Linked DNA regions of Mus musculus: region 2 is linked to region 1. The links are chromatin contacts, found by Hi-C or POLR2A ChIA-PET in ENCODE. All regions are on one chromosome and are shown on one strand. Each heading gives the region's core, a stretch centred on a gene start or an enhancer-like site at or near the end of the contact. The rest is flanking DNA. Distances are from core to core; before and after follow the strand shown. Region 1 holds the start of Zfand2b (zinc finger, AN1 type domain 2B). Region 2 holds the start of Stk16 (serine/threonine kinase 16).

Region 1 (3,513 bases), core at 605-3,104:
AAGGGGTTAAAATGGGGAGAGGAGAAATGGGTAGGCCTACCTGCTTGGGGAGGATGATGAAGGCAAGGTCCGGCTTGGACTGGGGGCGGTGCTTGTAGAAGCCAGACCTTGTGCTCTAGAAATAGCAGCAAGCCTGAAGGGAAGAAAAGAAAACCATTCTAATAAATCTTCCAGCACAGGCTTTGGGTGTCAGGAGGGTAGTCAGTAATTTCAGCTACCTGGAAAGTTCAGACTGAAAAACTGAAAATTGTACAGGGCACAGTGAGTTCAATGACAGCCGGGGCAACTTTGTGGACTCTTGTCTCCAAGGAATAAAGGGAGCTGGAAGTAATGTATGCTGTAATTTCAGCACTGGAGGGTCTGAGGCAGGAGGACTGCCACAAGTTTGAAGCCAGCCTGGGCTAAGAAGTGAAACCTCTCAAAACAACAAAAGGGCCAAGGCAGTACCTCAGGGGCAGAGTGCTTGCTTGCCTAGTTTCAGTCCACAGCACTGCAAGCAAAATGGAGCAAAAAGCATAAAGACTGCCTTGGTCAAGGAAGACATGGCTGAAGCAAAGCAAGTTGGCTATTTGGTGGTAATTACCCTGCCCTGCTGGTCTGATGACCTTCCCCAGAGCATTCATGGTCCAGGGGATGACGGTGCTTGATGCAGAAGTTTCGGCCACAGCGATCACAAGTCAGTTTCATCATCTCCCGCTGCCGGCAGCCAGAACGTTCACACTTATTGGTGAAGATCTGAGATGAAACAGGGTTTGTTATTTAGGAAACTCATCTTCTCCTCTGGCCCCCATGGAGCTAGCCTTTTGGGTTTGCAGATGTCCGTATACTACGCTGGGTTGTCTCACTAACCCCTCCATTATTTATTTACCTTGCGTTTTTGCTGTGCTGGGTCAGAACGACAGTCTCTGTCAATGTGCTCTCCCACAGCACGGTCAGGAGGCTCTCCTCTGGCCACCGGCACAGGCACATTACAGAGAGGGCACACAGGTACCTGGATATCCTATAGTCAAGGGTCAGGAGTCAGTATGAGAGCCAAGCAATCTCTTAAAGAACCCGGATATACCACTCACAAATACACAAAAAACAAAGTTACCCAGTGCTGGGCTTAGAAACACAATAACTAAGAGGGGAAAACATAAAATAGACAGATCCTGAAAGCATCTGCACCCGCTCTCCTCTCCATACACCAACCCCTGCCACCCTCACGATCGCCCCCTCACCTTTTGGTAAGCTGATCCACAGTGATGCTGGGCGTAGGCCACATGGTCTGCGCAGAAGATGCCCGAGCAGGCATCGCACTTGAGTGGCAAAAAATCTACAGAGAATGGGTCAGATTGCGGGTTCAAAGGAAACTTAGATGTCCTTTCCTCTTGCGCAAAGCTGCTACTCAGGTAGGAAAAACTCTGCCCTATTTGCAACACACTGTACCTCTTTCACAGTACACGATCAATTTGGCCACGCCCCTAGTCTCCGCCCACAACTTCGAGCCCCGCCCTCCTGGCCTTTCCAGCTCCAGTGCTCACCCTCCTGGCCCTACCTGCAGTCCCCAGCCCCAGCCGTCCGGCCCCGCCTCCCGCGTGCTCCGCCCCTCACCCAAGCGCTGACAGCTCGGCTCGGAACAGTGAGCCCCGAGGTCCGGAAACTCCATCGCCTGGCCGTGCGGGGCCTGCTGCGGGGAAGAAACGAGAGCTGAGCGTGCCAAGGACTCCCGCTCCGGGCCCCGTCCGCAACACAGCAACTCCGGGGGGCTCCCCGCCCCGCCCCTTCCTCTCCCCCGCCCAGCACAGGTTACCGAAGCCTGAGCGTCCGCCGGCCCGCAGCCCCTACTCCTCCTCCCGAGGGCTCGCGCGCTCTGACGTCATCACGTTGGGCGGGTCCATCCCGGGCAACAGTAGATTGCAGGCGGAGAGTCCCAGAAGAGTTGAGCCACGCCCGGGAGCGGGTGTAAAGCTTAGAAGAGTTTTTTCAGAACCAACCAGTGAAGGCAAAGATGGACGTGTCGGTGGACAAGGGTGGTTTGGAAGCAGTTCGGCCTTTAGCCTGCTCACTTCGTCACTACCTTACTTTTCTCTAGCCATTTCTCCAGACCGAGGCTACCTCTTTTCTGTGAGGAGTTACAGTGTTTCTCAGTGGTGCAGATTCCTCTCCAGGTTTTAGTGTTGATGTTCACCCTCTAAGACATCCCTAGCCCTTGTCGGTATGATCTGAGCACACCTGCTCTGTCTTCTCCTCCCCTCCATCCCAGTTTACACGTCACCTCATTGAAATCAGCTGTTCACCAACCTGGCACAGTGTCTCAAGCCTTTACTCCCAACACTCAGAAAGCAGATGCAGGTGAATCTTTGTGAGTTCGACATCAGCATGGTCTACATATCGAATTCTAGGACAGCCAAGACTACATAGAGACACCCAGGCTCGGGGGTGAGGGAGGGAGGGAGAGAGAGAGAGAGAGAGGCATCGGCCACACAAAGGGGACTACCTGGTGAAAAGAGACATCCATAGTGAAAGGAGAGAAGACGAAAAACCCAAGAGAACTGCACACCCTTCCCTTCAATGATAAAATTAAAATATATCAAAGAGTCAAGGATCAGCTCTACCTGTTTCATACTGGGCCCTGCCTGGCACATAATACCTAAAGTACAACAGTCTCAGGTGAAACTCACTACATAGCTATTTTAAACAGATGCCTGGGTCCTAGGACTTCTGACTCAGAGGGGAGCTCCAGAAGGAATGGTAACACATTTCTAGTATGTCTCAACTTGAAAAACACTAGCCTAGCACATTCTCAGGGGTTCTGGAATGTTTTTTGAAGAGTGGCAGTCATTAAACTGGTGTACACCTTTAGGAACCACAGACTGAGACCTTCCTGGCTCAGCACATTTTGCTTCTCACACAGCTTCTCCTACTTGGAATTGGTAGTCACTCTACCTTCCCGTAGGTCTAGACGTGGAAACAAGTAATCAGGTGAAGTAAACAAACAAACAAACAAAAAACCAGTTTCTGCCTCTCAACTTTCCCCTCCTCTTCCTTTGATTTTCACTCTAAGACCGGTAGAAATTAAGACAGTCTTTCCTGGCTACCTCAGGCAGAAGCCCTGTTCTCAGCTCTAACTGTACCCAAACACCTTGACTTGGGTCATCTGCCGACTTACATGCCTGCCACACTCATGTGCTTGTTGGTTGTGTTATATCAGCAAACTCTGGGTTCGACTGAGAGGCCTAGTCTCAATGAATAAAGAGGAAGAGCAACCTCAACCTGCCAGATTGATTCCCAGCATCAGCCACAAGCCTCAGGGTACACACAAATGCATGTCCACACCTCCCCACACATGTGACCACACACATGCAAATACACACAAATACATGTCCACACCTCCCCACACATGTGACCACACACATGCAAATACACACAAATACATGTCCACACCTCCCCACACATGTGACCACACACATGCAAATACACACAAATACATGTCCACACCTCCCCACACATGTGACCACACACATGCAAATA
Region 2 (3,658 bases), core at 396-2,895, 42 kb before region 1:
ATGTCAAGTTCACAGGGGACCCTATAGTCCTCTGAGCCCCAACTTAAGAATGGCCAAAACTAGCCAGGCAGTGGTGGCGCATGCCTTTAATCCCAGCACTTGGGAGGCAGAAGCAGGCGGATTTCTGAGTTCGAGGCCAGCCTGGTCTACAGAGTGAGTTCCAGGACAGCTAGGGCTATACAGAGAAACCCTGTCTCAAATAAACAAACAAACAAACAAAAGGCCAAACCAGGGCATGTGCTCCTAGAATGTTTATGTTTGCCTGCCCAGAGCCTCTGGTGGGGTTGCACAATGTTACAATCCCCTCTGTAAGTACAGGCTTCTCTGACCTTGAAGAAGGGCAGCAGCAGCCAGGCTTCATGCTTAGCACCTCGTTCTTTCAGAGAGTAAGCCATGAGGCGAAGGATGTTGGGATGCTGGAAGAGGCGATGCATCTCTGCCTCTCGTTGGGCTTCTTCCTGGTCTTGCTGCTCATGGCACAGGATCCGCTTCAGGGCGTAGAAGTGTCCATCATGCAAGCCCTCCACTAGGTCCACATAGCTGAATCCACTGTGGGCCAAAGGGGTCACAGTGAAGGACCATGGTCATCTCTCACATAGCTCGGACCCAGAGGAATTCCCTTAGGGAGGAGTGCCTCTTACACAGAGTGGAAACACTCCCAAGATGTAGCTCTCATATAGTTTCAAGACATTAGGATCTGCGTTTCCCGAGAGCAGGGGCACAGAAATCACTGAGGTTTTGGTCTGAGCATAATGTGTTCAATTAATTTCAAGTCCTCATGAGTCAGGCACTGGGTGACATGCTTTAAAGAATATACTATCTCACTGAGTTTCCACAAGTCCCTCAGCGAGACATTATAATCATCTCCTTTTAAGCAGAAGAAACCACAGTTGACTTAAGGTCACACAAGGTAGATCCAGGAGGCCAGAGTCTAGAATCCACTTCTTGACCCGTTCAGCTAACCGGTCAGGTGGGGTAGACTCTAAGGCTAACACTCTTGCAACTCTATCACTGTCTCTAAACGACCTGGGTCTAGCTAAGTGACGTCCAAACACTCACCCTTCCCCCAATTTCTGGACGAAGAGGTAACGCTTATTGTCAATGATGACAGTTCCCCGGGAGCAGACACACAGTGCGTGGCCCATAACGTCTCAGTCATCCTCTTCAGGGATGGTCTTCCTTCCAGGGAGAGTGGGCTCTTCCAGGCGATGCGGTGGGGTCCCGGCGGGTCATGCTGGAATGGAAACAGCAAGTCGCGGGTTCAAGAACAATCTAGACAGCCACGGAGGTACCAACCAGGAGAGCTCAGGCTCACCTCCAAGAACCCATATTCACGTCTAAAGAAAACTGGCCCTGGCGACTCCAGCGCTAAGAAGGCTGAGTTCTGGCACCCCAAAGCCTCAGGCCACGCTGCGTCTTACCAGGCCGCTTCTTTCAACCCCGGCCCACCTTCGGCCAGGTCCAGCTCTCGCACCCGTCAGGCATGGGGTGGCGGCGCAGGAGGTGCGGGGCTCGAGCCCACCTCTGGCCGAGTCCACCCTCCGTCGCTCGGGAACGAGCACAGGGTCTGCCACTACAAACTCCACACCGACCGGTCTCCGGCCTGTGCGAAGGGCCAGGGACCGGAAGCCCGGATGACATCATCAGTCCGCGTCGAAGTAACGGCCCGCTGTATCCTAGCAACAAGAGGCGGCAAGAGGATGTGGGGACCCGGAAGTGAGAGGCTGGGGCCCGGCTAGACCTGGGGTGTATTGGTTTCTCTATCTCGCCGAGGGTTCCCACTTGGCCCTCAGTAAGGGTCAAGACGCAGGGACTAGTACCAAAGGGGAGCAAAGCAGGGCTCTGCCCGAGGCCCCTAGGACCTCTGTCTCCCAATGTCAGAGGTAGGAGGTCTTATAGCTCCCGCGCGCTGGAGTTAGAAAGTGGCTTTCTACAATCTAGCTTGGAGGAGGGACCAGAGAAGGGCGGGTGCTGACCCTTAGATGCCAAGAGGTCTGACCCCTTAACACTCTCAGGGGTCTAGCCTGTACTCCACTGCCTTGGCTAGTGTCTGTGTCCTTAAACTAGAGTGCCCGTTTCTAAACCTGGTCCTAACAGTCTCCTAGCTGTGTGGCCTCCTGCAAGTTATTTAGTCTTTCAGATCCTCACTTTTCCCAGCTGTAAGACAGTACCTACGGCTAAGTGTCGTGAGTTATGAGGCCAAACTGACTAGTTCCAATCCCAGCTCTACTGAGCTAGTTGTGACTTTGGACAGCTACTTGTTATTTCTAACCTTCATTTTCCTCGTGTGTAAGATGAGAATGAGAGTTATTTCATGGGTTGTTTCAAAATTAAATGAGTTGTCTTTCGTACAACTTTGGAAACAGCCGTATATCAATGTGTGTCAATAAACAGAAATAATAGTATTTTCTACGGCTGTGAAGGCAGGAGAAGTGGAAAATTAGACTTCTAAGCCTATGAACTATGCAGTTTGTTTCACATCTCTTGCCTAGACAGGCAGAATATATTGGAAAGGGGTGTACCTCCAAAAAAGATAGTGACCAGGACAGGCTTCTTGTAACCCCTTTCCACAGCATGATCACTCTGAAGATTTTCTAGGTTTTTCCACTGTTTCTGAATCCGTTTTAACCTTACTGCTCCCGTGCATATAGATTTAACCTGATATGTGCCGGATCCTTTGCTAGTCATGAAGATTTAAGACACCCTGTCAGCCCTCCGAGAGTTCAGTTTAGAAGAGCAGGTTTGTTAAAGCACAGACTCTAATTCTAGAGGTCTGGGGTAGGACCCGAGATTCTGCGTTTCTAACAAGCTCCCAGGTGATGCTAATGGAACTGATTCGGGTTCAGCACTTCGAGAAGTAATATTTTACAAACTAGTGGACCGTGGATGGCTACAGGCAAAGTCCGGGTTAACGGCCTGAAAAGTTGAGGTGGTCTCCGCCCCTTTGCTTGATGTCGGATTCCCTCCCAGGAATCCAACACGTGACGGGTGGGAAAGCCCTCACCGAATAGAAGAACTTTGTAAGCTCAGAAGATGCCACCCGACCTGCCTTCCCTGCTGCTGCGGCTTGTGGTCCTACTGCTGCTGTCCCAGGTAAACCCAAAGGGTCGGACTGTCTGCCTGGGTGTGGGGAGAGGAAAACGGATCCCGCAGTGGAGAAATGGTTAACTACCGACAAGGCCAGTTTTAAAACTTGGCCGACACTGATCCTTACTCCGGACCTCTGCTGAGCCAGGCTTTCGCCCTTGCAGGCAGAAGCTCGCTCCTTCGTTGTGGATCGGGAACATGACAGATTCCTCCTGGATGGGGTCCCCTTCCGCTATGTTTCTGGCAGCCTGCACTACTTTCGAGTACCGCCGGTTCTGTGGGCCGACCGGCTTCTCAAGATGCAGTTGAGCGGCCTCAACGCTGTGCAGTTGTAAGAAGTGCTCGCGAGAGTTTTGTGGAAGCGAGGTTTCCTCTTCCTTAGAATGGGGTTCCCCAGGAAAACTGACTTGGGTTTGAAAGGGTTTAAGCTCCAGGACTCCTCAGGCAAGGGTGAGAAAGAATGGCTCAGAACCTCTTTCTAGCTGCTTCTCTGCAAGTTCTGAGTCTCCTAGGGAACCTTTGGGTCTTGTTAACATCTTCCTTTCTCAGTTATGTGCCTTGGAACTACCAT

The links. A loop is a pair of places that touch in the nucleus more often than their neighbours do. ChIA-PET counts read pairs that join two places held with the same protein, here RNA polymerase II (POLR2A).
Region 2: a loop to region 1 is called in a map of heart, with 3 times the contacts of the local background. The contact joins the promoter of Stk16 here to the promoter of Zfand2b in region 1. A Hi-C loop is called at or near these places in 2 of 37 maps with a recorded cell type or tissue (both heart). POLR2A ChIA-PET finds 5 or more read pairs at or near these places in 4 of 5 experiments (Patski and embryonic stem cell).

Annotation. Positions count from the first base shown.
Region 1 is chr1:75,166,987-75,170,499 of GRCm38, reverse strand. It overlaps Zfand2b (zinc finger, AN1 type domain 2B), which reads right to left and starts at 1,854. Exons shown (of 10, transcript NM_001159905.1): 1 at 1,793-1,854; 2 at 1,594-1,669; 3 at 1,221-1,315; 4 at 869-1,000; 5 at 584-735; 6 at 41-133. The coding sequence starts at 1,648.
Region 2 is chr1:75,208,816-75,212,473 of GRCm38, reverse strand. It overlaps Stk16 (serine/threonine kinase 16), which reads right to left and starts at 1,645. Exons shown (of 8, transcript NM_011494.5): 1 at 1,422-1,645; 2 at 1,060-1,234; 3 at 330-549. The coding sequence starts at 1,145. Glb1l (galactosidase, beta 1-like) reads left to right here and starts at 1,719. Exons shown (of 17, transcript NM_029010.2): 1 at 1,719-1,883; 2 at 2,971-3,093; 3 at 3,252-3,418; 4 at 3,637-3,658. The coding sequence starts at 3,034.